2 separate regions of the Homo sapiens genome follow, and region 1 is linked to region 2. A link is a loop called in an ENCODE intact Hi-C map of the cell type or tissue named here. Cell type or tissue: CD4-positive, alpha-beta T cell. All regions are shown on one strand. Links, peaks and the distances in the headings refer to the core of each region. The heading gives the core; the rest is flanking DNA.

What was found. Peaks named below come from ENCODE experiments on the same cell type or tissue, not always from the same donor. Only the 100,000 strongest peaks of a DNase experiment are listed, where the experiment ranks them.
Region 1: a loop joins it to region 2, with 2.7 times the contacts of the local background. A loop is called at or near these places in 1 of 110 quality-filtered maps.

What each region holds. Positions count from the first base shown.
Region 1 is chr15:98,593,153-98,609,111 of GRCh38, reverse strand. No RefSeq gene overlaps it. Among named protein-coding and RNA genes, the nearest start is that of IGF1R, 47 kb to the left of the region's middle. RefSeq lists enhancers at 3,572-4,072, 8,348-8,497, 8,120-8,620, 8,621-9,121. In CD4-positive, alpha-beta T cell, for the core only: no CTCF peak of the experiment used is centred there; a DNase peak (open chromatin) is centred at 8,541; H3K4me3 peaks cover 933 bases; H3K27ac peaks cover 272 bases.
Region 2 is chr15:99,069,949-99,085,907 of GRCh38, reverse strand. No RefSeq gene overlaps it. Among named protein-coding and RNA genes, the nearest start is that of SYNM, 27 kb to the left of the region's middle. RefSeq lists an enhancer at 12,646-12,835. In CD4-positive, alpha-beta T cell, for the core only: CTCF peaks have their summits at 8,814 and 9,015 (motif pointing right); a DNase peak (open chromatin) is centred at 9,027; H3K4me3 peaks cover 502 bases.

The DNA of each region.
Region 1 (15,959 bases), core at 4,788-12,787, 480 kb after region 2:
ACCTGTTTCCCTCTAGAAAGGTGACACAGGTGGAGAGGGCTCAAGTGCCTGGATTGCCCAGATTTAAAATTTTTATTATCAAAGCCAGGCGCGGTGGCTCACACCTGCAATCCCAGCACTTTGGGAAGCTGAGGTGGGTGGATTATTTGAGGTCAGGAGTTCAAGACAAGCCTGGCCAACATGGGGAAAACCTGTCTCTACTACAAATACAAAAATTAGCTGGGCGTGGTGGCAGGTGCCTGGAGTCCCAGTTACTCAGGAGGCTGAGGCAGGATAATCGCTTGAACCCGGGAGGTGGAGGTTGCAGTGAGCTGAGATCACGCCATCGCACTCCAGCCTGGGCAACAGAGTAGGACTCTGTCTCAAAAAACAACAGCAACAAATTTCTTATCAAAAATTTCAAATATACAGAGAAGTAGCGAGAATGGACTACATTATTTATTATTTAAAAATGATTAAGATCTCAGAATGAAGAGATAAATAAAAGAAGCAATGGATGGGCATTTCTAAACCATTAGGAATTGAAATTAAGAGGATGTTTTGCGTTTTTCCTCAATTTTTATTTTTTTGCATCTAGAGTTCACTAGGACCTAAGCTTAGCGAGGGCAGGGATTTCTGTCTCTTTAGCTCACTACTCTTTCTCTAGTGTCTAGGACAGCTCTTAACACACAGAGGATAAAAAATCTGAGGATAAATGAGTAAATGTATGAATTGAGCATGCATTGCTTTTGTATTTGGGAGGAATCCATTCTAAACAGATACATATATAGATAGATAGATATAGATGTAGATATATATCAATCAAGAAGTATTCTCTTCTTATATAAATAAACCCAGGAAAATCATCAGACATCTCAGCCATTGAACCTACTAATTTATAAACGATGTGTGTGTGAAAATGATGTGCAGTTTATTCATGAGGGAAAATATAGAATCAGGTGCCAAGTGGCAGGTCTGGGGTCCTATGCTTTTGTGTATTCTCCAAATAGGGAAGAAGACAGGAGTGGAGGGTCTCCTTAGTGTCCTGGGGCCTTGACCACACAACCACCCCTGTTTCCTCACCCATCTATCACCCAAGACAATGACAGAAGGGGGCCTTGCTATCTCTTTACAGCAGGGCAGAAAATGCCAGCCAAGGAAGGTAAATGAGAGACTTCAGGACTTGGCCCCAGACAGTTGACTTGGACTACATTTGTCCTGAAGGGACAGGCTGGATCCATTGAAAATTAACCCGGCTGGGTGTGGTGGCATGCGCCTGAAATCCCAGAAGTTTGGGAGGCAGAAGCAGGTGGATTGCTTGAGCCCAGGAGTTTGAGACCAGCCTGGGCAACATGGAGAAACCCCGACTCTACAAAAAATACAAAAATTAGTGGGGTGTGGTGGGGATGCCTGTGGTCCCAGCTACTCAGGAGGCTGAGGTGGGAGGATCACTTGAGCCCAGGAGGCCAAGGCTGCAGTGAACCAAAATTGCACCACTGCACCTCAGCCTGGGCAGCATAGTGAGACCTTGCCAAAAAAAAAAAAAAAAAAAAGCCAGGCATGGTGGCTCATGCCTGTAATCCCAGCACTTTGTGAGGCCAAGGCAGGCAGATCACTTGAGGTCAGGAGTTCGAGACCAGCCTGGCCAACATGATGAAATCCCATCTCTACTAAAAATACAAAAATCAGCTGGGCATGGTGGCACATGCTTGTAATTTTAGCTACTTGGGAGGCTGAGGCAGGAGGATTGCTTGAACCTGGGAGCCGGAGGCTGCAGTGAGCTGAGATTGCACCACTGCACTCCAGCCTGGGTGACAGAATGAGACTTCATCTCAATAAAATAAAATAAAATAAAATAAAATAAAATAACCTTGAGCATCCTCAGGTGTCCCATCTTTAGAATCTCTCAGCATTTATAAAATTCACTGCCACACTGCAATTATGTCTTCTCCCTTCTTAAATAGGCTTGGGTTTATGGAAAATAACAACAAATGAAACCATAGCTAACATGTAGAAGGCATTTACAGATTTCCAAGAGCCTTCAGACCAAATGTTTCACGAAAGTCCTGTGATGAAAACCATATAGTTACAATGATTCTTGTCCATTTTCTAGATGAGGAGACTGAGGCTGAAAATTTACTGGATTTGCCCAAATGACAGAGGGGCTAGGACCTGAGCCAAGGTCCCCCACTTCTAGAGCCAATCATCTGTATGTTACTTCCTGCAGTTGTAGGAGTTGTTCCTACCCAACGCCCTCCCTGTCTGTTCCCATGTATAACAGGATCTCACAGCAAGTTCTGGGCACTTGGGGGACAGGTTAAATTGGGGTTAGCACTGGAAAGTCCTGTTTTCTCATCCATAAAAGTAGGAGTTTAGATCAGGTGACCTTTGGGCATCCCTAAATCCTGAGACGTTTTTATTTTCTGCTCCATTTCAAAGGTCAAGAGATCAGGTCCCTGGCCAGGTAGACTCCACTGAGGGCAAAGCAAGAAGAAAAGATGTCCGTGGTGACCTTTTCCATCTGCATTTACCATCAGATACCAAAGAGACCGTTGGTTTTTTACTCAGCAAACATTTATTGGGGTTACCGTGTGCCGGTATCACTCTAGAAGCTACAGACCCACAGACAATGCCTGGGTCAGCCTCCTCCTTCTGTCCAAGAGAGAGACTGGTGATTCAGAACCAGCTCAGGGAGGTCAGGCGGGAGGATGGGTGAGATTCCATGGTTCCAGAGAGAACTGCTGCCATCTTGGCGGCCGTGGAGAGGGTGCCAAGGAAGGTTCTAGAAGAGCAGAGGCTAAAGCATGGCCTTGCAGAGAGGGTTGGGGTTACCTGGTAGACTGAGAGGCCCATGCATCTTAGGAGTGAAGAGCAGGCATCTTCCATGCAATTTGCCCCTGTGTTTTCATCTCCCAACCCCTCTTCAACTTTCTCATTTAGCTTTCTCTCACTGGTGATGAGAAAATCCTTAGTCCACTACTCTGTGAAAAGCTGTAGAAAGTTCCCTGAAGTACAAGAGGATGAAATGATTTCCTTCCAGGAATAAATGAATGAGGAGGAAGGAATCTCCTCCTGAGACCATTGGAACCTCAGTGTTGTTTCCTGCCCCAACTAGCTCACCTAGCAGTCAAGGTAAATACCAGAAACTACCCATCTGCCACGTGGGAGGGGCCCTAGGAAACAGATAGGAGAAACAGAAGCTGTTCAATTACTTTTTTTTTTTTTTAGATGGAGTCTCGCTCTGTCACCCAGGCTGCAGTGCAGTGTCACCATCTTGGCTCACTGCAACTTCCCTTCCCAGCTTCAAGCAATTCACCTGCCTCAGTCTCCCGAATAGCTGGGACTACAGGCACACATCACCATGCCTGGCTAATTTTTATATTTTTAGTAGAGACGGGGTTTCACTATGTTGGCCAGGCTGGTCTCGAACTCCTAACCTTCTGATCCGCCCACCTCGGCCTCCCGAAATGCTGGGATTACAGGCATGAACCACTGCTCCCGGCCACTGTTCAATAACTTTCTTTTCCCCACTAACTCTCATCCTTCCTGGGATTGTTAGAAAATGGAATTCCCGCTGCCTGCAGCCTCTAAGCCTCTGCTGCTGGGTTCATGCTGAGTTTTTAACTGCCATTTCTGTGTTCTCAGGTCCTTCCCAAACTTCCAAACAAATACTGTTTGGAAGTTTCTGCTTCTGTTTTGGACTATGATGAAATATTTCCATAAATTATTAGTCCGTTGAGACCCAACATAAAAACAGCAAGCGTACGTGCAACACTTCGGACTTTGCTACTGTTGCTGGTCGTCCTGGCCCGCGGCAGAACCAACCATCACTGGAGAAGTCAATCAGCTGACACAGGAGCTCCTTCCCTAACACAGGGCCTTTTGCATCTACCCTGCTAAGCGCGCATGTGCAGAGGAGAGTCCCTTGGAATCAGCAGCCAATGTCCTCATTTCCTTGGGTGGCATTTTGCCAAATCCGTATTCCACAGGTGCTCCTGGCTCCCTCTCCTTCACTTTTTCCCAGCAGAGCTGCTCATCCAGTGGCACTGAAAATGGGTTTTGAGGCCGGGTGCGGTGGCTCACGCCTGTAACCCCAGCACTTTGGGAGGCCGAGGCAGGCGGATCATGAGGTCGGGAGATCCAGACTATCCTGGCCAACATGGTGAAATCCCGTCTCTACTAAAACTACAAAAATTAGCTGGGTGTGGTGGCGCGTGCCTGTAATCCCAGCTACTCGGCAGGCTGACCCAGGAGGCAGAGGTTGCAGTGAGCTGAGATCCCGCCACTGCACTCCAGCCTGGTGACAGAGCGAGACTCTGTCAAAAAAAAAAAGAAAAAAAAGAAAAAAAAAAAAGAAGAAGAAAACAAAAGAAAAGAAAATGGGCTTTGTTGCTTCCCTGAGTCATCTCCACCTTCCCCCAAACTCTTCTCCCAGGTTGGTCCTTTTCTTCTCAGGATCCAGGTTTTATTCATGATGTTCCTCTTGTCTGGAAAGACCCCCTCCTGCTCCCTGCACTCCTCCCTCCTTCTGCTGCCTTCTCTCCTTCTCCCAGGTCTATATCAAACCCAGGCTCCCCAAGAAGCTCACCCACTCTGATGGCAGGCCCTGCTCTGTGATGCTCCTGGTTGGCTGATCTTCTCATCTCCACGTGGATGGAAGGTGCCACAAGGATGGGAGCCACCTTCCTCACCTTTGTTCCCTGGGAAGCACTTGTCACATGCCCTGTGTGTCCCAGATGCTTCGTGGGTGAGCACGTATTGAATTGGAATCTCCAGAAGGAGCAGGAGAATACATGGCCTAACACTCAGAGAAATTGTGTGAAAATCATTCCATATTTTCTTCGTGTATCCAGTGGAAATACTGTAAACAGCAGGACCACTATCCTGTAGGCAGATGTCATTTACTTTGTGCATAGACTTTCTTAACACTTATGAGGCACTACCTGCACGCAAGGGCTTGGGGGGTGGGAAATACCACCAAAAAAGCCCCCACTTGAGATATTTAGCTAGTGCCTGAGAAAATAAAATAATTGTTAGGGTGTGTTTATTTGAAAGTTTTGAAAAAAATACTTAGGTGGTGTTTCTAATTCTCAAAAGAATTACTTTTTTTTTAAGTGCTTAGCATTCTTCAGTAGGAAGGACCTTGAAAAGTACATCCGTTGTTGTTCTATGAAGTAAATGAATTCTGTTCTTTGCATGATGACATTTTCTAGTACTTATATTGAGAAAAGTGGAAAGTTTAACTCCTAACCATTGTCATTTCTTTCCAATTTAATGTCAAAACATTTTTTTTAACCATTAGGGATAGAAATAGTCTAACAGGTGTGCTATGGTGTGTTATGAACAAAATGATAAATTAAGGTGTTTAGCACAGAGTTACAGAGATGTTAACTATGTACTAATTTTATATTTCAAATATATTTACTGAGATATAATTCACATACCATAAAATTCACCCATTTAAAGTGTTAAATTCAGTGGTGTTCTATATTCATAGAGTTATGCAATCATCCGCCATGATCTAATTTTAAAGCATAGATTTTTCTTTTCTTTCTTTCTTTTTTTTTTAGAGACAAGGTCTTGCTCTGTCACCCAGGCTGGAGTGCAGTGGCTTGATCCTAGCTCACGACGGCTTTGAACTCCTGGGCTCAAGCGGTCCTCCAGCCTCAGCCTCCAGAGCAGCTAGGACTACAGGTACGTGCTACCATGGCCAGCTCATTTTTATGGTTTTTTTTTTTTCTTTTTTTTGTAGAGATAGGATCTCACTATGTTGCCAAAGCTTGTTTGGAACTCCTGGCCTCAAGCGATCCACCCGCCTCAGCCTCCCAAACTGCTGGGATTATAGGTGTGAACCACTGCACCCAGCCTAAGTTTAGAACATTTTCATCACCCCAAAAATAAACCCCAAACCTTTTAGCAGTCATTCCCTACCGTCTTCACCACCCCTAGTCTTAGAGAAACATTAATCTACTTTCTATCTTTATAGATGTGCCTATTCTAGACATTTTATATAAACAGAATCATATAATATGTGCTATTTTATTCACGGTTTTTTTCACTTAGGATACTGTTCTCCAGATTTATCCACACTGTAGTATATATCAGCACTTCATTCCTTTTTATGGCTGAATAATATTACATTACATGGATATACCACATTTTATCTATTCATAGTTGATAAACACTTTAGTTGTTTCCACTTTTTTACTATTATAAATAACGCTGCTACGAACATTTATGTATAAGCTTTTGTGGATGTAGATTTCATTTCTCTCTCTTTTTTTTTTTTTTTTTTGAGATGGAGTCTCACTCTGTTGCTCAGTCTGGAGTGCAATGCCACCATCTTGGCTCACTGCAACCTCCACCTCCTGGGTTCAAACAATTCTTCTGCCTCAGTCTCCCAAGTAGCTGGGATTACAGGCATGTGCCACCACACCCAGCTGATTTTTGTATTTTTAGTAGAGACAGGGTCTCACCATGTTGGCCAGCCTGGTCTCAAACTCCTGACCTCAGGTGATCTGCCCACCTTGGCTTCCCAAAGTGCTGGGATTATAGGCGTGAGCCACCACGCCTGGCCAGATTTCATTTCTCTTAGGTAAACACCTAGGAGTGGAACTGCCAGGTCATATGGCTACTCTGTGTCTAACATTTTGAGAAACTGTGACACTGTTTTCCACAGTGGCTGGACTATTTTACATTTCCGCCGGCAGCATATGAGGGTTCCAATTTCTCCACATTCTTACTACTACTTGCTTTCATCTGTCATTTTTATTATTGCCATCTTAGAAGATGTGAAGTGGCATCTCACTGTGGTTTTGACTTGCACTTCCCTGATGGCTAATGATGTGGAGCAGTGGTCCCCAACCTTTTTGCCACCAGGGACCAGTTTCATGGAAGACAGTTTTTCCACAGATGTGGTGTGGAGGGAGCAGCATGGCTTCGGGATGAAATTGTTCCATCTCAGATCATCAGGCATTAGATTCTCATAAAGAGTGTGCAACCTAGATCCCTCGCATGTCAGTTCACAAAAGGGTTCATGCTCTTATGAGAATCTCACGCTGCAGCTGATCTGACAGGAGGCAGAGCTCAGGCAGTAATGCTCACTGGCCCGACTCTCACCTCCTGCCGTGCAGCTGGGTTCCTAACAGGCCACATGGACTGGTACCAGTCCACTGCCCAGGCTTGGGGACTCCTGATGCAAAGCATCTTTTCTTGTGCTTATTGGTCATTGTATACCTTCTTTGGGGAAATATCTAATCAAATCTTTTGCTTATTTTACAATTGGGTTATTTGTCTTTTTTTTTTGTTATTGAGCTATATGAATTCCTGCTGGGTGTAGTGGCTTACATCTGTAATCCCAGCACTTTGAGAGGCCAAGGCAGGGGGATCTCTTGAGCCCAGGATTTTGAGACCAGACTGGGCAACATGGTGAAACCTTGTCTCTACAAACAATATAAAAATTAGGCAGGCTTGGTGGCACATGCCTGTAGTCCCAGTTACTTGAGAGGCTGAAGTTGGAGAATCGCTTGAGCCCAGGAGGTCCAGGCTGCAGTGAGCCGTGACTGTGCCACTGCACTCCAGCCTGGGAGACAGAGAGAGACTCTGCCTTGGTGGGGCCGGGAAACAGAAAGAAAGAATTCTTTATGTATTCTGGATGTTAGTCCCTTATCAAACATAGGATCTGGCTGGGCGTGGTAGCTCACGCCTGTAATCCCAGTACTTTGGGAGGCCAAGGTGGGTGGATCACTTGAGGTCAGGAGTTCGAGACCAGCCTAGCCAACATGGTGAAAGCCCGTATCTAGTAAAAATACAAAAAAATTAGCCAGGCATGGTGGTGCACACCTGTGGTCCCAGCTACTTGGGAGGCTGAGGCAGGAGAATTGCTTGAATCCGGGAGGTGGAGGTTGCAGTGAGCTGAGATTGCACCACTGCACTCCAGCCTGGGGGACAGAGAGAAACTCCATCTCAAAAAAAAAAAAAAAAAAAAAGGTCCTTCAAATATTTTTTCCCATTGTTTTCCAATTTGGCTTTTTAACTTTCTTCCTTTTTTTTGGCCTTACTTTCTTAACAATAAGGTGTTTTGAAAGGAAAAAGTGAAACCAACGATTCAACTTATCTAGACTTTTCTGTAATTTTGTATGGCTAACTCACTATTTTAGAATGATTTGTGTCTCTTGGCTTTCAGTGTTCTACTGTGAAAAGTTATGAAGGTTCAAGTTTTTGTAAGGAAACAAAAATGTCTATAAGAAGACTGATTGGTGTGCTCTCCCTGCGTGTTTACTAAGGCTTTCCTTGGCCACTTTGTTATTTCCCATATTTAAAACATGGCCAAGTTCCTGTGAATGATTGTTTTCAAGGAAATATCTTTGTAATTGAAAACGAACTAAATAATATATTATATGTTTGCTATGAACACAGTGTGGCAGCTTTGAATTCATAGGATTTCAGGCTATCAGTGTAAATCAGGAAACGGCTTCCAGGAAGAGAAAGTGAGAGTGAAAGCAACCGACAGAGAGCAGGCAGGGCCAGGAGAGAGGGCTGCAGGCTCCCTCGCAGGGGAACCCCAAAGAGCACATTCTTTGGGGAGTGACCACCCTCCGGAGCGAGGAGCCTTGGGGATGGGATCCTTGCCAGTGCAGTGTGTGTATGTGTGCGTCAGTGCAGTGTGTGTAAGTGTGCGTGTGTGTGTGTGTGTGTATGTGTGTGTGTACATGCGCATGAGCTGAGAGAGAGAGGAGGAGGAGCAGGAGGTGGCGGAGGCAGGGCAGAAGGTATCTTTTCCCATTGAGACTTTTTTTTGGTCTTTTAAAACCTCTTCCGCGAGCTCAGTCTTTGTAAACATACCTGTATGCCCAATTCTCTCCAGCTCAAGAAATACAGGGGCCTGATTTTTCTCAGAATTGTATTTACCATTTTTTTTTAAGAAGGCCTCAGCTCTGCCCTGGTGCTTAAAGCTCTCTCCTGCACATGTGTATGCGTTACATCCACCCTAGGTCATCAGCTACTCGCAAAAGGTCCTGATCCCACTGCAAATTAAATTCCATTCCAGTTTTTTGAACCTCACATATTTAGTTCATGACATAGGGGCCCTGGAAATGTTATATCTAAAACTTGGTGTGGATTGTTAACTAAAAACTTGGGACTTGGTCTGAAGCCCCCATTCATCCTGAGCAGCAAGAGGAACACGTGGTGGCAAAGCCTGCGGGCTGTCTATTCTCACTATAAATAGGAATGGTCTGTTTTGCAGCTCTCCAGCTTTTAGGCACATAATATTTGCCATATGTATGCTATCGCATCCCTGCTATCTGCATTCACACAAACCATGGATCCCATGCTCTTGTCTTGCTTTCCCGTTGCAACTGCAATTGTTTGTTGATAAATATCTTTTATCTCAATGATGTGGACATAATATCCACACTCTTCTCCCGACGTGTATGAAAGACGGAAGAAGGGAGAAGGAGAAAACAGACACGGAGGACCTACTAGGAGCCATGAGCTTTGCCCAGTGCTTTCTTTACTCTAGCAAGGACATTAAACGCACTTAGTGATCATTAGTTCCATGCCTACCAGGAGCCAGAGAATTTCCGCACATCATCTCTTGGAGACAGGTATTTTTTCAGCCTTCAATGATGTTAAGTAATTTGCTGGAAGTCACATCTTCTGAGCTTGGATTTGAGTTCAGTAGGTTCTGATTTGGAGCTTTGCTAACTTTGAATTTCAAATTTAAAATGTAAGATTTTGCAGAAGTAGATGGCTTGTCTTTATCACCTAAAAATAAAGCATTCTTTCCCAGGAATGGGTTTGCAGAACTGCATCTACAGCAATTCAGGCTGGGGCGTGCAGCCAGATGACCTGGGTTTGAATCCTGGCTCTACCCCTTGCTGGCTCTGTGACCTTGGGCAACAATTTAACCTCACTGTCCTTATCTGTAAAATGGGCATAGTGATGATGGTAATTCTACCTACTTAGAAAGGTGTTGTGGCTGGGCGCAATGGTTCACGCCTGTAATCCCAGCACTTTGGGAGGCTGAGGTGGGTGGACTACTTGGTCGGGAGCTCCAGACCATCCTGGCCAACATGGTGAAACCCTGTCTCTACTGAAAATACAAACATTAGCCGGGTATGGTGGTAGGCACCTGTAATCCCAGCTACTCAGGAGACTGAGGCAGTATAATCACTTGAACCTGGAAGGTGGAGGTTGCAGTGAGCCGAGATTGCTCCACTGCACTCCAGGCTGGGCGATACAGCAAGACTCAGTCTCCAAAAAAAAAAAAAAAAAAAAAAAAAAAAAGTGTTGTTAAGATCTGGTAAGATGACCTGTGATGTGTGATAAGCCGTCAATATTAGCCAGTATGACTAAGACTTGCATATACAACCAGAGCTGGAACACCAAGCTACAGGATTGCTTTCGCAGGTGTTGAATTAAATAGATCAATTTGAAAGCAATAAGCCTCTTTCCTTCCTTCCCTCCCTTCCTTCCTTCCTCTCTCTCTCTCTTTCAATGCAAGAGTGGGCTTTCCTAGCAGTCAAATATAACTTAGTTAATTCAACAAATGCTTGTAGAACCGTACTGTAGTGCCAAGTGCTGTGCTGAGTGCGAGCTAGAGATTTGGTAGTGAAAACACAGATTGCACATTCCCATTCTGCAGACTGTGGAGCTCACAGTCTAGTGGGAAAGACACCAATGATACAATCAGACCTACCAGAGGGGAATGCTTTCTCATAAAGTCAACTCTCATGTAAAGTTTTTTAAAAAATCTTCTAAAATTTACCCTGAAATGTATTTTTTTCTTTTGCTTAACAAATTATTGCTTTACGGAATTATATGTTGTGTATTTTCATAAATCTCTTCATCCAACATATGCTATATATGTACATGAAAAGTCTGTATATATACATTTCTACACAAACCTTGTTGACAAACTCTGCTTAATGTTGGTTCCAATTACAAATGGTAAAATTCAATGTTTTTCACACATCAGATATTTAAGTAGTTTTAAAAAGGAAATATCTTAAAATGCCAACTGGAATATTTTCGGAGCAAAGTGTCATCTTAATGAGGATTCATGATGTAGCAGTGGATGGAAGATGTTCTGGTCTTTTAAAATGTATGTTTGGTGTTTCACGAGGCTATTAGAGAGTCCAGGGAACCCTCACTTTTCCTTTTGGATGCCATAAGATTCCTAGAAGGCATCCTGGGGCTTTTCTTTGTTCTTGATGTTCTGATCCTAAATGACTCGGGGCTGTGAACTCCTGGTAAACCAGTGAGTCATAGATCCTGCTCCAAGACACTCTTTGGGAGTGGGGAGTGCTAAGAAAGCAAAACTGATCAAACCGGGTGTGGCTGAGGGGCCCTTCCACAAAGCAAGTAGCTTTGGACACAGGCTGTTGCTTCTAGAAAGGAGGAGTTGCATGTGCAAAGGATACGTGATGGTTTGGTGAGGTGGTACATGTGGGACAGGAACCAGTTGGGTGTCAACAATGACGCAGGTGCCAAGCTGCATGTTCCCCTCCCATGTCTGGCTCAGGAGCCTTCCAACTCACACAACACACAACAGCAAAAACAAAGAACAAAACGAACCAATAATTTGTTTTGGAGATATAACTTCTGGAGAGAGAAGACTCCTTCCCACCCAGGTCTGGACATTTTAAAGACCTGGAGAAGTTTTCAGAGTGGGAGTAGTGTGCAGCGCCATTCTTTCCTGGGGTCCCTCTGGGGCATATTCGCAGGGGACTTCAATGTTGCTCTTGGTAAGTGAAAAAGCCCAAGCATCATGGCCAAGATGTGGAAACCACGTGATCCAGTTCCAGATACAATGCAACATAATGAAAGGAAATATTGTATCATCCTGATTACCTTTAAATAGCTCCCTCTTCATCACTCCCTCTTAAATACACACACACATGCGCACATCTCTTTGGAAGTGGCAGAAGCCAAATGCTTGGAGTTTCCTGGCATTTGAGCTTTGTCTCAGCAGCTCTCAAATGTATACACTGCTCTTCACATCCACTTTGAAGTTAAACGGCACAGCTCCTTTTTTACACACATACGGTCATGACAATAAACATCTCACCATCCTCGTGACTCCCTGTCTACCCTAGCCTTATGTAATTCTCTGGCACACTCACTTTCTCTATGTGTCTTTTAGTGCCTGTTTGCATCATGTAGATTTTAGGTCCATCTGGTAATGACGGTATCTTTCTGTACACAATGTATTCAGTTACCTTTAAACAATAAAAGTTATTTGATATCAGCAATGTGTGTCCCTGGGGGACAGGACGACTGGAGGGCAGCAGGAGCTAGAAGCAGGAGGGTTGCAACACTTTTCAGAAAAAAGCTTTCCGTTTCTCCCAGGCACCAGGGTGGAGCACGTCTATTCCCCCTCCACTGGCACTGATCATGGTGCTCCACAAGAAACCAAAATGGCTTCAGGATCCCTTTGCAAAGTAGAGGTTTGTCCTTGAAGTGCCAGAACAGAGGGAGTTGCTTCAGTCCTGGGTACTAGTGAGCAGCTGCCCAGGCTGATGTTAAAGCCACCGAAGATGGAAGGGGCTAGAGAGGGTGTCTAGAGGTGACTCTCCTTTCACTCCTACCCATATCAAGTTGGCATTGCTGTGGCTCAGAGTATGAAAGATTAATCTTTCCTTTACTTCCCCTCCCTGTGAAGCAAGGGAGACCACCTGCTTGTGGAAAATTGGTTGATGGTGAGTTTTCAAGGGTCCCTTGCAGTGATGCCACCAAGGGGTGGTTTGCAGATGAGGCAGGGGGTTACCACCCCCAGAACTTTTTTCAAAATGACCCCCCAACCCCTAAAGAGGAAGAATTTCTTAGTTGCTCCTCAGACGGTAGCCATGGATCCACACGAGCTTCTCCTAAGAGTTTATTAGAACCGTAGAATCACAGAATTTGCAGCACTTCCTGACCAGAGTCAGCATTTTAACAAGATTCCCCAGGAATTCATGTGCACGTTGGAATCAAAGTGCTCCTCTAAGCCAATGGTCTCCTTTCTCGTGGCACAGTGGAGCATCTGGGAATTATTATTATTGTCATTATTATTATTTTAAGATGGGGTCTTACTCTGTCAGCCAGGCTGGAGTGCAGTGGTGCAATCATGGCTCACTGCAGCCTCGACTCCCTGGACTGAAGTGACCCTCCCACCTCAGCCTCCCGAGCAGCTGGGACTACAGTCGTGCACCACCTCACCCAGCTAATTTTTTGTATTTTTTTTTTTTTGTAGAGATGGGGTTTCTCCATGCTGCCCAGGCTGGACTGGAACTCCTGGGTTCAAATGAGCTACCTGCCTCGGCCTCCCAAAGTGTTGGGATTACAGGTGTGAGCCGCCGCACTCAGCCATATCTGAGAAACTTTCGAAAGGACCCAGGTCCCTGGCCCTCCTCTAGCGACCCCATGTGATTTAAGAACTATTGACATATATGAGTCTGAGCTTTGGAGCCAGACTGACTAGGTCTGTGTCTTCCTTAGTCTCTTAGTAGATGTATCCATTTGGCACAGCTCTATGGTTGCTTCTTGGTCTACAGAATCAGAGAAATAATAGTCGTTATCTCGTAAGATCATTGTGAAGTTTAAAAGAGATGGTATGTATAAACTCTGAAGTATAGTAAGCCCTCAATAAACAATACCTATTATTATCCAAACAGGATTTGCAACAAGTCCCCCACAGCCCTCTTCTCACTCAGTCCCAAGTCCCTTCAGTATTGACACTATGGAGCAAGTTTTTGGTGATCCATTATACTTGGCAATTTACTTGAGTATTGGCCACTATTTCTTCTTCTTTTTTTTTTTTTTTTTTTTTTTCAAGACAGAGTCTCGCTCTGTCGCCCAGACTGGAGTGCAGTGGCACGATCTTGGCTCACTGCAACCTCTGCCTTCAGGGTTCAAGCGATTCTCTCGCCTTGGCCTCCCAAGTAGCTGGGATTACAGGTGCCCACCACCCCGCCCTGCTAACTTTTGTACTTTTAGTAGAGAACGGGGTTTCACCATGTTGGCCAGGCTGGTCTTGAACTCCTGACCTCAGGTGATCTGCCTGCCTCAGCCTCCCAAAGTGCTGTGATTACAGGTGTGAGCCACCACGCCCAGCCCACTCTTTCTAAATTGGCAGTCTCTTTGGTCTTCTTCAGTAAGTTTAATGGGTTCTCATTGCCTGATGATCAATACTGGAGGAATCATCCCTTACTTAAACAACAACAAAACCAAAACTAACCAATCAAACCAACAAACAAAACATTGAAAGCAGGAACCAAATTGTATAGCAAATGATGGGAAAAACAGTATAACTGGAGCTTAATACCAAAAACATAAACTAAAATTTAACGAAAATTATCTAGGCCATAACGAAAACCATGTACCAATTTAAGTAAGAACAAAGGGTGACTCAGCTATTGTCTTTGGTAGTAGGGTTTTGCCAAAACAGTTCCAGTGATAAAATAATGCGATTTTTTTCATCAGGGCTGACCTTTGTAGCTTTTTTTTTTTTTTTACAATTCATACTCTCATTTTATGGCCAATTTGGTTTTTCTTTGCCTTGTATTGTTAGATATTTATAGTGTCATTATCAGAAAGAGGCTGACCTAAAATAATATTTATGTGAGACCAGATTTAATGGCTCATGCCTATAATCCCAGCACTTCAGGAGCCCACGGTGGGAGGGTCACTTGAAGCCAGGAGTTTGAGACCAACCTGAGCAATAAAATTGAGACCCTGTCTCTACAAACAAACAAACAAGCAAACAAAAAATTTAGCCAGGCACAGTGGCGTGTGCCTATAATCCCAGCTAATTGGGCAGCTGAGGCAGGAGGATCACCTGAGCCCATGAGTTTGAGGCTGCAGTGATCTATGATTGCACCATTGTACTCTAGCCTGGGTGACAGTGTGAGACCCTGTCTCAAAAAACAAATGATAACAAAGAAACAATAGTGATGTGATAGGTGTGGGTGGGTGTTACTCTTACACCTGGAAGCCTAGTTAATTGAGAATAAATATTAAAAGTGATCAGTTTGGACTGGACGTGGTGGCTCACGCCTGTAATCCCAGCACTTTGGGAGGCCAAGGCAGGCGAATCAGTTGAGTTAGGAGTTCAAGACTAGCCTGGCCAACATGGTGAAACCCTGTCTCTACTTAAAATACAAAAACTAGCCGGGCATGATGGTACACGCCTGTAATCCTAGCTACTTGGGAGGCAGAGGGCAGAAGGATAGCTTGAACCCAGGAGGTGAAGGTTGCAGTGATCCAAGATTGCGCCACTGCACTCCAGCCTGGATGACAGAGTGAGACTTCGTCTCCAATAAGAAAAAAAAAAAAAAGTGATCAGTTTCTCAGTCAATATTCCATGTTGTGGTCACTCTGACCTCTCTATGTGACCTCGTGACCGTTAGTTCTTGGATATAAATACTGATAGAAGGACCTTTAATATTTAAATCTAATTTGAATTTTTAAAAAATATACAAATTTGCTAATTCCTTTTTTTTTTTTTTTTTGAGACAGAGTCTGGCTCTGTTGCCCGGGCTGGAGTGCAGTGGCGCCATCTTAACTCACTGCAACCTCCACCTCCTGGGTTCGCGCAATTCTTCTGCCTCAGCCTCCCCAATAACTGGAATTACAGGCATGTGCCAGGGAATTACGGGCATGCACCACCATGTGCGGCTAATTTTTGTATTTTTAGTAGAGATGGGGTTTTGCCATGTTGGCCAGGCTGGTCTTGAACTCCTGATCTGAGGTGATCCATCTGCCTTGACCTCCCAAAGTGCTGGAATTACAGGCGTGAGCCACTGCACTCAGCCTAAATTTGCTAATTCTATTAAAATGGCATTGCATTTTTTAGGACCCTCCTTCAAAAGAATTCATATATATATTTCCTAGAACCATAGGATGTTAGCTTTGAAACTAACATCAGAAATAATGTGTCTCAATTTCCTTGTATTCCAAAAGGAAAAACTGAGATCTGGAAAAGCAGAGTGACTTTA
Region 2 (15,959 bases), core at 5,264-13,263:
GTCTCAGAACACACACACATACACACACACACACACACACACACACACACACCCCAATAGACTGAGTGAGCCAGTGGAATGGAAGCACACTGTATGCATTTTTATGTATCTGACTTCTTTCACTCCACATAGCAGTGTTATTTGTAATAGACCAGAACTGGAAACAACCCAAATGCTCAGCAACAGAAATAATGAATAAGTAAACCATAATCTATTCTACAATGGGATACAACACAGTAACCAAAATGAATGACCTGGTGCGAGACATAGCAGTGTGGGTGAATCTCACAAACAGAACATTGAGTGAAAGAAGCCAGATTCAAAAGAATATACCATTCAAACTCAAAACACAACCAGCCAGTAGCAGCAAGAGCTGTGGTTCCCTCTGGGGAGGAGAGGAAGGGTAATGTCCCAAGAGTTTTAAATTTTAAATTATAGCCATTATGGTAGGATTTAGAGTTAAGGTTTCAGATTAGGGTTAGGAGTAGTAGTCGGGTTAGGATTAGGGTCTTACAGTTTTCTGATTACTAATGAAACTGAACATTTATTTTCATATATTTATTGGCTATGTTAATAACCTCTTTTATGAAGTGTCCACGTCTTTTGCTCATTTTTCTGCAGGCCTGTGTGTCTTTTGCTCATTGAGTTGCTTTTCTGTTTCTTTGTTTTGTTTTCTTTTGAGAAAAGGTCTCACTCTGTCACTAGGCTGTCACTAGTGCGGTGACATCACCAGGCTGGGATGCGGTAGCGTCACCAGGCTGGAGTGCAGTGCGGCAGTGCCATCACTCGACCTCCTGGACTCAAGTGATCATCCCACCTCAGTCCCCTGAGTAGCTGGGACTACAAGCGCGCACCACCACACCCAGCTAATTATTGTATTTTTTTGTAGAGTTCGGTTTCCCCATGTTGCCCAGGCTGGTCTCGAACTCCTGGGCACAAGCAATCTGCCCACCTTGGCTTCCCAAAGTGCTGGGATTACAGGCGTGAGCCACCACGTCCTGCCTGCTTTGTTCTTTATATGTGTGAAATACAAGTACTTTCTTCTTTTTTTTTTTTTTTTTTTGAGACGGAGTCTTGCTCTGTCACCCAGGCTGGAGGGCAGTGGCGCAATCTCGGCTCACTGCAAGCTCCGCCTCCCGGGTTCACGCCATTCTCCTGCCTCAGCCTCCCGAGTAGCTGGGACTACAAGCGCCCACCCCCACGCCCGGCTAATTTTTTGTGTATTTTTAGTAGAGACGGGGTTTCACCGTGTTAGCCAGGATGGTCTCAATCTCCTGACCTCGTGATCCACCCGCCTCGGCCTCCCAAAGTGCTGGGATGACAGGCGTGAGCCACCGCGCCAGGCCACAGGTACTTTCTTGTATCTCTGGTTTGTACCTCTATGGTTACACATTGCAAATATTTCCTCGCACACTGAGTCTTGACTTTTCTTTTTCTTAATGAGATCTTTTAAAAATTGAGATCTAATTTACATACCATAAAATACACATGTTTAAAATGTATGTTTCAGTGGTTTTTGGTATATCCACAAGGTTGTTCATTCATCACCACTATCCAATTCCAGAACACTTCCATCATCCCCCAAAAAACTCCATTCCGTTTAACTATCACTTCCCATTCCCTTCTCCTCTCATCCTTGGCAACCACTAACCTAAACTTTGTCTCTCTGTATTTGCCTTTTTTGGACACTTCATATAAATAGAATCATACAATATGTGTGACCGTTTGTGTCTGGCTTAGTTAGCAAAGTGTTTTCAAAGTTCATCCATGTTGTGACATGTGTATTCCATTGTATACATATAATACATTTTGTTTATCAGTTTATCAGCTGATGGACATTTGAATTTTTTTTTGCTTTTTGGCCATTATAAATCATGCTGCTATGAACACTGGTGTACAAAATTTTTTGTGAACATATGATGTCAATTCTTTTGAATTTATTGCTGGGAGTGAAATTGTTGGGTCATATGTAACTCTGTTTAACCTTTTGAGGAATGACCAAACTGTTCTTAAAAGCAACCTCATCATTTTACATTCCCATCAGCAAGGTATGAGGGTTCAATTTCTCTACATCCTTGACAGCACTTGCTATTGTCTATCTTTTTTATTATAGCTATCCTAGAGAATAGAAAGTGGTATTTAATTGTGGTTTTGATTTGCATTTTCCTGATTAATGATGTTCAGCATCTTTTCATCTACTTATTGGCAATTTGTATATCTTCTTTGAAGAAATGTCTGTTCAACCTGGTGCGATGGCTCATGCCTGTAATCCCAGCACTTTGGGAGGCCAAGGCAGGAGGATCACTTGAGGCCAGGAGTTCAAGACCAGCCTGGCCAACATGGTGAAACCCCATCTCTACTAAAAATACAAAAATTAGCCAGACATGGCGGCACATGCCTGTAATCCCAGCTATTCAGGAAGCTGAGGCAGGAGAATCACTTGAACCCAGAAGGCAAAGGTTTCAGTGAGTCAAAGTCATGCCACTGCATTCCAACCTGGTTGCCAGAGTGAGACTCTGTTTTTTTTTTAAAAAAAAAAAAAAGAGAAAGAAATGTCTATTCAAATCCTTAGCTCATTTTTAAATTGTATTATTTGTTTCTTTTTGTTGAGTTGTAAGAGTTATATCTGACTACAAGTCCCTTATCACATATATGATTTGCAAATAGTTTCTATCATTCTATGGGCTGTCTTCCATTTTCTTGATGGCATCCTTTGAAGTACAAAAGTTTTTAATTTTGAAGAAGTCAAATTTATCTATTTCTTCTTTGGTTACTTGTACTTTTGGTATCATGTCTAAAGAATCATTGCCTAATCCAAAATCATAAAGATTTGCACCTATGTTTCCTTCTAAGTTTGATAGTTTTAGCTTTAGTGTATGATCCACCATTTTAAGTTAATTTTGGGGTATGGTGTGAGGTAGGGATCCAATTTCACACCTTGCACGTGGATCTTCAGTTGTTCAGCACTATTTATTGGAAAGAATATTCCTTCCCACCATTAAATTGCCTCAGCATGCTTGTCAAAAATCAATTGACCATTAGTACAAGGGTTTATTTCTGGATTTTCAATTCTATTTCATTGATCTATATGGCTATCCTTATCCCAATACCACAAAGCCTTGATTGCTGTAGCTCTGTAGTAAGTTTTGAAATCAAGGAAGTTTGAGTCTTCTAACTTCATTCTTTTTTTTCAAGATTGTTCTGACTATTCTGGGTCCCTTGAATCAGAAAATTTTATATGAATTTTAGGATCAGCTTTCAACTTCTGCAAAACAAGCAGCTGGGATTTTGCTTGGAATTGAATTGGATCTGTTGATCAATTTGGAGAGTATTGCCATCTTAAAAATATTAAGTGTTCCAATCCATGAACATGGATGTCTTTTCATTTCTTTAAATCTTCTTTCAACAATGTGTTGTACTTTTCAGTTTACAAATCTTGCACATCTTTTGTTAAATTTACTCCTGTGTTACTCCGTATGATGCTACTATAAATGGAATTATTTCTTTAATTTCATTTTCAGATTCCTCATTGCTCATATATAGAAATACAATGGATTTTTGTATATTGATCTTGTATTCTGCAACCTTGCTAAACTCATTTATTCTAATAAGTTTCTTTGGTATGTATCCCTTTGAATTTTCTATATACAAGATCATCTCATCTGCAAATAGAGATAGTCTTCTTCCTTTCAAGTCTGGATGCCTTTTAGTTTACTTTCTTTCCAAATTGCCCTGGCTAGAGCCTTTGGGACAATGATGAATAGAAATAATGAAAATGGACATCTTTGCCTTGTTCTTGATCTTAGGAGAATCTTAGATCTTTTGCCTTTTCACCATTAGGTCTTTCTTTATTAAGAATGATGTTAGTTGTGGGGTTTTCATAGATGCCTTTCATCAGGTTAAGGGAGTTCCTTTCTATTCCTAGTTTGTTGAGTGTTTTTATTATGAAAGGGCGGTGGATTTTGTCAAATGCTTTTTCTGCATATATTGAGATGGTCATGTTGTTTTTTCTCTTTTATTCCAATAATATGGTATATTGCATTGATTGATTTTCTTATGCTGAGCCAAATAATGGTGCCTTTCAATAAACAGTTCTTAATCTTAATATAGGTCAATTTATTAATGCTTTACTTACTTTTTTTTCTTTTTTGAGATGGAGTCTTGCTCTGTCAACCAGGCTGGAGTGCAGTGCTGTGATCTCAGCTCACTGCAACCTCCACCTCCTGGGTTCACACTATTCTCCTGCCTCAGCCTCCTGAGTAGCTGGGATTACAGTTGCCCACCACCATGCCTGGCTAATTTTTGTATTTCTAGTAGAGACAGAGTTTCACCAAGTTGGCCAGGCTGGTCTTGAACTCTTGAACTCAAGTGATCCATCCACCTCAGCCTCCCAAAGTGCTGGGATTACAGGCATAAGCCACCATGCCCAGCCAATATTTTACTTTCTTTTGTTTTTTTGTATCCTGTGAAAGAAATCTTTGTCTATCCCAAGGTCATGAAGGCATTCTCCTATATTGTCTTTTATATGTTTTCTTGTTTTACCTTTTATATTTTGATTTATAATCCATCTGGAACTGATTTTAGTGTAAAATGTTTATAGAGATTAACATAAACATTGATTTCTAATTGACCCAGCACTGTTTATTGAAAAGATCATACCTTCCCATTGCTCCGACTTGTCACTTTTGTCATAAATTGAGCATGTGTGTGTACCTCTAGACTATTCTGTTCTATTCGTCATTTGTCTAATCTTGCTCCAAATACCACATTGTCTTAATTATTGAGCTTCATAAGAAGTCTCAATATCCTCTAGTATAAGTCCTCTTATTTTCCTTCAAGATTGGCTTGGTTATTTTTGGCTCTTTGTCTTTCTATATAAATTTTACAAGCAACTTGTGAATTTACACACACACATACAATCTCCTAGAATTTTTATTGGAATTGTATTGATTCTATAGATCAATTTTGGGGGAGAAATTACATTTTTACAATATCGAGGGTCCATGTGAGTTAACCAGCAAAGAGCTTTTTCAAGCTTTATATTTTCTATGATTTTACTCAATGAGAATAAGTAAAGCTAATAATCAAAATAACAACAATAATTTTAATACCTAACATTTGTAATAGTTACTACACACTGGATTTTTGGGTTAAGTGCTGTATAGCCATTATATTATTTACTTAGAAAAATTAACTGTTAAAATTTACCAAAAATTATGAGACCTCCATGAAGAAAGCTATACATTTTGTTACAGGGTGTAAAAACAATATTTCAACTAATTGTGAGACACAGGATGTCCTTGAATGGGAAGAATTAATCATCATAAATGTCAGTGATTTCCAAATAAATATGTACCTTAAATTAATTCCAATCAGAATATCAATGGTGTTTTCCTGGGGCTATACAAAAAGTACTTAGCATTTATATTGGAGAAATTCTAAATGTTTTAGAACTGACAACAAAAATATTTAATTGTGAAAAGACAGTGGGTGGGATTCCCTTACCAGCTATTAAAACTTTCTAGAAAACTAATATAATAATTTTAAAACTGTATGACTTTAGCTTATAAATAAGTGTACAGATCAGAAGACCAGAAAGTCAAAAAAAATCTGAGTATATATTCAAATTTAATACATGATAAAGATGGCATTTTAGTTCAGTGGGAGAGAAGATGATTTATTTAATTAATACTGCTAACATAATTGGTTATTGATCTGGAAAATAACACCTCCAGCCATGAATAAAATCATTATGAATGAATTAACCCTAAATGAAAAATAAAAAAATGGAATAAATTTAGGAGAAAATGTGTATAATTTCAAGATTGGAGCATGGCATGGGTGGGGGGTATTGCTTATGCATAACAGGAAATCTAGAATCCAGAAGAGAAAAGACAAGCTTGACTATAAAAAGTTAAAACATGGCCAGGTGCAGTGACTCATGACTGTAATCCCAACACTTTGCCAGGCCAAGGTGGGAGGATCACTTGAGGACGCCAAGAGAAGCCAGGGCAACCTAGGGAGACCCTGTCTTTACAAAAAAAATTTATAAATTAGCCAGGCATGGAGGCAGAAGTGGGAGAATTGTCTGAGCCCAGGAGTTCGTGATTGGGCCACTGCACTCCAGCCTGGGCAACAGAGCAAGACCTTGTCTCAAATAAATAAATAAATAAAAAGTAATAAAAGTTAAAACACAAGAACAGATTGGGGAAAATATCTGCAACATTCTTGATTTCTGAGTTAATATCTGTAATATATAAGGAGCTCTTGGAACTGATAAGGAAAAAAACTTACCCAATAGAAATATGCAGAAAGGACGTGACTGGGCAATACATAGGAAGGGAAATGAAAATGGTCAATAAATGAAAGATCCCCAGACTCACTAGACAGGGAAATGCAATGTATTTTATAAGGTAACATGATAGCATTTCTCACAAATCATATTGGCAAGAATTAAAAAGCTTGATAGCATTCAGTGCTTATGAAGGTGTAGATGGAACAGTTCATACAGTGTTAGTGGGAGAGTGAATTGCTGTCCTTTGGATGAAGAACGCTGGCCAGAAGCTTTGGTTAAATGTCAAACATATACACCATCTAACCAAAGAAATCCACTGGTGGATGTTATACCTCAAAGGACACATATTTACGGATGCTTTTTCATTTTTCACAGCTATTGAAAATCAGGCCTTATTTCTGGGCTCTCTGCTCTGTTCCACTGGTCTAAATGTCTGTTTTTGTACCAGTACCATGCTGTTTTGATTACTGTAGCCCTGTAGTAAAATGTGAAGTCGAGTAAGGTAATGCCTCCAGCTTTGTTCTTTTTGGTTAGGATTGCCTTAGCTATTTGCGCTCTTTTTTGGTTCCATATGAATTTTTAAATAGTTTTTTCTAGATCTCTGAAGAATGTCCTTGGTAGTTTGATAGGAATAGCATTGAATAAGGCCACATACCTACAACCATCTGATCTCTGGCAAAGCTGACAAAAACAAGCAATGGGGAAAGAGCTCCCTGTTTGATAAGTGGTGCTGGGATAACTGTCTAGTCATATGCAGAAGATTGAAATTAGACCCCTTCCTTACACCATATGCAAAAATCAACTCAAGATGAATTCAAGGCTTAAATGTAAAACCCAAAACTATAAAAGCCTTGGAAGACAACCTAAGCAACACCATTCTGGATATAGGGACTGGCAAAGATTTCATGGTGAAGACACCAAAAGCAATTTCCACAAAAGCAAAAATTGACAAATGGGATCTAATAAAATGTGGGAGCTTCTGCACAGCAAAAGAAACTATCAACAAAGTAAACAGACAACCTACAGAATGGCAGAAAATATTTGCAAGGTCTAATATTCAGCATCTATAAGGAGAAAACAACCTAATTAAAGAGTGGGCAAAGAACATGAATAGACACTTTTCAAAAGAAGACATATGTGGCCAACAAGCGTAAGAAAAAAAGCTCAAGATCACTGATCATTTGAGAAATGCAAATAAAAACTGCAGTGAGATACCATCTCACACCAGTCAGAATGGCTACTATTAAAAAGTGAAAAAATAACAGATGCTGGTGAGGTTGTGGAGAAAAGGGAATGCTTATACACTGTTGATGGGAGTGTAAATTGGTTCAACCATTGTGAAAAGCAGAGTGGCGATTCCCAAAAGAGCTAAAAACAGAACCACCATTCGACCCAGCAATCCCATTACTGGGTATATACCCAAAGGAATATAAATCATTCTATTATAAAGATACATGCACATTATGTTCACTGAAGCACTATTCACAATAGCAAAAACATGGAATCAACCTAAATGCCCATCAATAGTAGACTTTATAAAGAAGATATGGTACATATACACCATGAAATACCATACAGCCATAAAAAAGAACAAGATCATGCCATTTGCAGAAACATGGATGGAGCTGGAGGCCATTATCCTTAGCAAACTAACACAGGAATAGAAAACCAAATACTGCATGTTCTCACTTATAAGTGGGAGTCCAACGATGAGAAGACATGGACACAAAAAAGAGAACAGACACTGAGGACCACCTAAGGGTGGAGGGAGGAAGGAGGAAGAAGATCAGAAAAAAATAACTATTGGGAACTACGCTTCATACTGGGGTGACAAAATAGTCTGTACGTCAAACCTCCATAACATGAGTTTACCTATATAACAAACCTGCGCATATACCCCTGAACCTAAAATAAAAGTTTTTTAAAAAGAAAATGAGTTAGATCTAGCGTATTGACTATATGAGATATCCATAACATATTAAGTTGAAAAAGCAATGTTAAAGTACTACTGTAAGCCAGGCATGGTGGCTCATGCCTGTAATCCCAATACTTTGGGAGGCTGAGGTAGGTGGATCACTTGAGGTCAGGAGTTCAAGACAGCCTGGCCAACATGGCAAAACCCCATCTGTACTAAAAATACAAAAATTAGCCGAGCGTGGTGGCACACGCCTGTAGTCCCAGTTACTCGGGAGGCTGAGGCACAAGAATCGCTTGGACCCAGGAAGCAGAGGTTGCAGTGAGCCGAGATCTCACCACTGCACTCCAGCCTGGGGGACAGAGTGAGACCCTGTCTAAACAAAATCAATAAAATCCAAGTATGAAGAAGAAGGAAAAAAGCAACCTCTATATATGCTTTATACAGGAAATGTTTTTTATGATACATGTGATTTATAATCACTGCATAAAGTGTTTCTACCTTTTAATCCATTGTTTTGGTTGCAAAGGTCACCAGTTCTCAAGCTTGGCTGCCCTTTGGAATCACCTGGGGATTTTTAAAAACGCTGATGTCTGGGCCCTACATCCAGAGATTCTGATTTAATTGTGATGGGGTACGGCCTGGACATCAGATTTTTAAAGGCTCCTCAGGTGATTTTCATGTGAAGCAAACCCTGAGGACCAGTGGCATAGATAACTGAGGTCTGAAGCCCAATTTTGGAATAGTTTGACATATGACCTGTGAAGCTATTTTTGCAATTGTCCTGTTAACCACTAGATGGCGTGTTATCCACACTACAGCATTTCGACAACCAGGGTTTTGCCGAACTCTTGGGGAGGTGAAGGACGGAGGCAAGCAGGAAGCAACCAAGGATCGAACGGAACAGACCTGGGACCAGGAATTGTGCCAGATTCGGGCCTCATCCTGCATCACGTAGTGAGCATACAGCTTTTTTTTAAGTTCTGGGGGAAAAAATTATCATCATTAAGCCTGACTTTCCTTCAAGTCAGAGAGGAGCTGCTCCTTAGTCTCTTCCTGTTTCAGTGTCTTTTCTTGGATGTGAGTTACAGAAAGTCATTCTTTGTGGAAAGGCCACACCCTCTGTTGTTTGGCTGCAAGGGTGAAATGGAAGGATGCTCTTTGGAAATCTCTTAATTAAAAGTAAATAATTGACTGTGTAGTAAACAGCCAGAGGGGCAATATTTAAACCCTATTTATAGATTCAGATTAGTGGTGGGAGTAAATAGGACAGTCAGGAGAAAACTTAAATTAAGAAGATTCCCGTCACCCTCACACACAAGAGTGTGATTTTTTTTTCTGAAAACAAATACCTCTGGGCTTCATTTTTCTCCCTTTGATCTCAAAATAAACACCAACCTCCACACTTCTTGGTCATGCACTGCTGGTTCATTAAAGAGCCATATGCTGATTTCCTGTGAGTGTTTAACACGTCATGATTAAGGGCAAAGTCAAGAAACAATTTAAGGACAATTTTTCAATAAAATTAGCTCCAAAACTAAGTGTAATTACTGTCAGTGTTTCTATTATTTGGACTTTTTCCCATCAGAATGTATAAATAGTGTTTTTAATGAATATACAAATTATATGTTTCTGAGAACCAAGAACTCTGACTCCATGAGGAGACAGATAGTGTCTGTATCCCAGGGCAGGTAATTAATGTGAAGGATTCGAGATTTCCTTTGTAGCTATTCATCTATAAAGCAGCCTGTGAGCCATGAGGCCCTGCGGACCATCCCATCAAAAATCTCAGCCAAAATTTGTATCAGTTAGGGTTCTCCGAGAACCAGAAGCAACAGGATATATCATATATGATGAAGAAGCAACTCACATGATAATGGAGGCTGAGAAGTCCCCAGATCTGCTGTTGGCAAGCTGGACACACAAGAAAGCTGATGGTATTGTTCCAGTCTTGAGGCCAAAGACCTGAGACCAGGAGAGGCAATAATGTAAGTTCCAGTTCAAGTCCAATTCCAAAGGCAAAGGACTGATGACCCAGCTCAAAGACCAGAGAGTGAAGCTGATGACCCAGCTCAAAGACCAGAGAGTGAAGCTGATGACCCAGCTCAAAGACCAGAGAGTGAAGCTGATGACCCAGCTCAAAGACCAGAGAGTGAAGCTGATGACCCAGCTCAAAGACCAGAGAGTGAAGCTGATGACCCAGCTCAAAGACCAGAGAGTGAATTTTTGCTTACTCAGCCCTTTTTTTTCTCTATTAAGGCCTTCAGTGGATTGGATGGAAATCCAATAACTTTGTCAAAGTATGTTCCACAGAATTCAAGTTCCTTGGGATGTTAATAAAGGCAATTTGGTAGAAAAGGGCTCCAATGCCAAATAAGTGTGGAAAATCCTAGGTAAAATAAACAGATATCTTTTCTGCAGACATTCTCAGAGCCTTTAATATGTCAATGTGCTTTGCAGTTATCCAAGAAGAGGTTGTATTTTGCAAAGCTTTTCAAACTTATTTAACAAAATATCTTGTTTGGCATTTAGCACCTCTCTAAATCCTGGGAAATACTGCTTTATAAAGTACTTCAAAGCAGAGATTGTGCTTTATCTGATTGTTGTACCCCAGCCTCTAGGTCAGTGCCTGCCAAACAGAGAAATTCAGTAAGCATTTGAGGGGTCTGTAAAGTGAAATAATGAATGATGAATGAAATAGCAGTAGAGATATGGCCAAGCCGTAAACGTAAATTCTACACCAGACTAGCCTGAGTCTATGTAAGGACTTCCCAGAGCACTCCCAGAGAGCCAAAAAATGCAAAATGGATGTTGAGAAGCTTAGAGTAGAACCTCGGCTCTCACCAGTATAGGAGATGCCACAGTGAGAATGGTGTAAATGGACTCTTCCTTAGTGAAGCACATGCCAACTGTGCCCTGCCCATACCCATTGCTCTGCAACTGCCAGCACCTGCATTTCCATCTGAGGTTTTCTCTTGCTGCAGAAGCCATCTCCGTTGTCCACTTGGCAGCCCCCTGAGAGCAACCCTGGATCAATGATCAACTGGAGTCGGTGTATAAATACCCCAGCTCCCTCACTGCTTAGATGGGATAACTCTAGGCATGTGTTTTACACTACACCCAGAATGCGTGTGCTGGGTAGGATGTGCTCCAGTGGCCACGTTGATAACGAGAATGGCTGGCTTCCTCCCCATTCCTGCCTCCTTCCCTAGTCCCCTGCCTGTGGGCCTTGAGATCACCTCTCATATAAACTGCTTGCCTCCTGATCCTTGACTCAGGATCAGGGGTTCTGGGGGGCCTCTGATAAAATATTGCTTATCGTTCCTATGAACTCTCTCCTGTCTTGACTCTACCTCAGCTACAGGACCTCTGAACCCCTGGAAATTTCCCCTAAATTATTTCTTGAAGTCCTAGAAGGGGAACCTCCCATGTTCCCACAGTCCTGTTTATCAGCTGCAGTCCCCCACTGCATGGCCTGTCTTCACTGGCATTCATTGGCACTAAGGAGAGACTTGGTGATGTGCCTCATACTGTGCCAGGTGCTGGGGGTGCAAGGTGAGTGAGACAGTCTTGGAGCCTGCCTTCATGAAGCTTCCAGGCTTTTTGGGAAAATAAGCACAATCCCATTATCATGCAGATCCACATGCAAGGATAATCTTTAATAAGTGCAGGCAATTAAAACCAAAGGGTGCTATGCAGTATAGCAGGGCATCTAATCCAGTGGAAGCTATAAGAGAGACTTCCCAGAGGAACTGAACTTATTGATGAGATATGAAGGATGAAGGAACTAAGTAGGTGAGGAGGTGGGGTGGGGAAGAGACCCAGGCAGAGGAAACAGCATATGCAAAGCAATGGGTACAGAAATGTGCCCCTTTGCATGCCAATAGTCCTGATAAGTGGGCATCCTGAGTTTTCTGAAGCCACCAGTGCTGTCTAAGGAGCTGCAGCAGAGGTAGGGAGGAAAGCCATCTTCCTAACTCTGTGCAAACTTTGTCCTCTGGGCCCCCAAACAGCTCTACTTATTTCCTGAGGCTCACAAATGCGCATCTTGCAAGTCAGCTTCATCTCCTCTTCTGCAAACTGCTCATCAGCCCTTCTCTCTGCAGGAGGGTTGCACTGTCCCAGCCTCTTGCAGTTGGGCTTGGCCATGTGACTTGCTTTGGCCAGTGAAACTGGAGCAGAAGTGATGAGCTCCACTTTCTAGGGGAAAAGCCTTTAAGAGCTGATACATAGGGGCTATGCTCTCTTTCCTCTTTGCCATGGCAACTGGCAGTGTTCCAGATGGGTTAGCTCTGTCTGTCCAGGACCACGATGACACATCAGCTGACCCTCAGTAATTATGTGGCATAAGCAAGAAATAAGCTTTTGTTGTTTTAAGCCACTGAGATTTGAGGGTTACTTCTGTATGTAGCATGGTCTAGTAGCCCATCCTGACTGATGAACCTGTGAAAACTGGTCCAGGAAAGCCCCACACAGACAGGATAGCATAGCAGGTAACTGCCCCATCTCTGGGGCCCCATGGCTTGTGATACTTGCATTTGAATTCTGGCTCTGCCACTTCCTCCCTGAGAGACGCTGGGAAAATTACTCAAGTTTTTTATGCCTCTGTCTCGTCACCTATTAAATGGCAGTAATGTACAGTTTGGGCAACAAAGCAAGACCCCATCACAACAAAAAAACAAAACAAGATAAATTAGCTGGTCATGGTGACACGTGCCTATAGTTTCAGCTAATCATGAGACCGAGTCGGGAGGATCGTTTGAGCCAGGTCAAGGCTACAGTGAGCCATGATCGCACTGCTGTACGTCCAGCCTGGGTGACAGAGCAAGACCCTGTCTCAAAAAAAATTAAAAAAAAATAAATTAGCAATAATTGTATTTACTGCATATCCTTGTGAGAATTACCTAAATTAATTCATGTAGGCTGGGCACCGTGGCTCACACCTGTAATCCCAGCACTTTGGGAGGCCGAGACGGGCAGATCACCTGAGGTCAGGAGTTCGAGAATAGCCTGACCAACATGGTAAAACCCCGTCTCTACTAAAAATACAAAAATTAGCCTGGCATGGTGGCTCATGCCTGTAATCCCAGCCACTTGTGAGGCTGAGGCAGGAGAATCGCTTGAACCCGGGAGGTGGAGGTTGCAGTGAGCCAAGATCGCGCCATTGCACTCAAGCCAGGGCGACAAGAACGAAACTCCATCTCAAAAAAAAAAAAAAAAAAATTCATGTAAAGAGCTTGGAAAATTGTCAGGCACAGAGCAAGTGTTCAATAAATGTTAGCTTTATTATTAATATTTCCTCAAAAACAAACAACAGTTGGATGCTGCAGGTTGTCTAGGTCCGTTTTTAGGAAAAATATTATCCAGAAGAAACCTCACTGACTTCTGACTTCAAGAGAGAAAATCTCCTATATCAGGGGATGCAAACCCAAATGCCTCTGAGGAGTCACAGAGACACCTTACCATATTATTTTGATCTATGTTTGATAGAGACCCAGGTACAAAGAAACACAGGCTCTTCTATAATGAAAACAATGGTGCAAATGAAGTGATAAGTGTTCAGCTTCCATGTGGGGTGGGGGAGCTACAAGCAATATCGGTGCTATGGAGGAGGGGTGCACTGGAGCCGACAAACCCTGTCCAGAGGGGAGTTGGGACCATCTGCAAATGTAGGTGGAGCAATGCTAGATTTTCAGATTTTGTTGCTTTAAGAAAAAAGTAAGGCCGGGCGCGGTGGCTTATGCCTGTAATCCCATCACTTTGGGAAGCTGAGGTGGGTGGATCACTTGAGGTCAGGAGTTTGAGACCAGCCTGGCCAACAGGGTGAAACCCTCTCTCTACTAAAAATACAAAAATCAGTCAGGTGTGGTGGCGCGCGCCTGTAATCCCAGCTACTCTGGAGGCTGAGGCACAGGAATCACTTGAACCCGGGAGGCGGAGGTTTCAGTGAGCTGAGATTGTGCCACTGCACTCCAGCCTGGGTGACAGAGCGAGACTCCATCTCAAAGTAAAACAAACAAACATAAAAAAGAAGTAAGGAGATTCTCATTTTTAACTGTGAACTTGTTTATTTTTAAAACATTGTTTAGGCCAAACAGATCACATCAGAAGGGTGGATGCAGTCGGTAGTTTGCATCCCTGTTCAAGAACCCGCACATGCATGGGGCAGATGGCATCCCTACGTGTGTGCTTGTCTGGGTGGCTTTTCCAGAACCTAGGGAAACACCTTCCCAAAGACGCTTGCAGGCCTCCATCTCCTGCAAACATAAAAGCCCCCCCCACCCAGGGTTGAAATGACAACGTTTTCAGGACCCAGTGACCTCTCCAAGTTTCCCAGCTCTGGTTCCTCTCTTGGACCGAGCTCAAAGCGATGTGAGTGGTCTCTTCTCAGCAGTCTTTGGGAGACATAAGCTTGTCCCATCCTCCTGGCCTCAAAATAGGAGGTGAATGGACTGGGGAAAGTGCAAGGCACCCCGCCTCCTCACCTGCTCCACACCCCTCAGGGCCATATGTCAAAGACATACAGGTCTTCTAGATAACTTTGAGCGAGGGGCCCGAAGCTGCAGCCCTGGAGCAATGTGCCTGTTTCTCTATTTGGAATCCATCTGACCCTGTCCTCCTAGCAACAGTCAGTCAACAGCAGGTGTGCAGTCCCCACACTGGTCCTCCCAGATGCCTCCTGTCTCTGCAGGATTCCTCCCAGCCTCCCCTTTCCCCCCCTCACACAATGGGGAGAGGTCTGAAGGCCAGAGACTTCAGGACATATATTCCCCCTCACTTTTGTCTGTTAGGCTTGGCCTGGGGGAAGCTATGAATTTATACCAGCCAGGGTAGGGCAGCGGATCCTTCCAAATCATCACCAATGACTTTTTTTTTTTTTTTTTTTTTTGAGACAGAGTCTTGCTCTTGTGTCCCAGGCTAGAGTGCAATGACACAATCTTGGCTCACTGCAACCTCTGCCTCCCAGGTTCAAGCTATTCTCCTGCCTCAGCCTCCCGAGTAACTGGGAATACAGGTGCCAATCACCATGCCCGGTGGTATTTTTTAGTATTTTTAGTAGAGACGGGGTTTCGCCATGTTGGCCAGGCTGGTCTCCAACTCCTGACCTCAAGTGATCCATCCACCTTGGCCTCGCAAAGTGCTGGGATTACAGGCATGAGCCACCACGCCCAGCCCATCACCGTGACTTCTAAGTTGACACCAAGCAGATTACTTACATTTTTTTGATGATTCAGTCTCTTATCTGTAACGTAGGTGTAATAATAGCATATTCAGAGTCATGTGCCACCTAATTCATTAGCATTTCCTAATCCCAGTGAGCTTCTTGGGGGGAGAGCAGCACTACACTATAGGATCACACAGCTCAATTCACTGGTAGCAGCCAAATGGGGAAAATGATATTGAGGAATGTGATTTCAAATACTTCACAGTGATGTATTAATTATTTCACTCGACTGTCAGAGTTTCTCACTGCAATTTATCTTCCATGTGGGTTTCTGCAAATAGAGCTGGCAGACTTTTTCTCCCCAGTCTGACCCCAATTCCAATCCCAGTTCCAATTGTTGTTGAATTTCTTGCATGTGGTCTAATCCTGTAGCCACACATGAACATGGGAACAAACTGGTTTTTAATAACGTGGAAGAGGCAGGAGAAAGAGAACCTTCCCCAAGTAATGAGATGTGGACAGCCTAACGTTCTGGAAGAAGAAAAAACCTTTCTAGAGACTTTTTTTCCCCCAGAATTATCCTC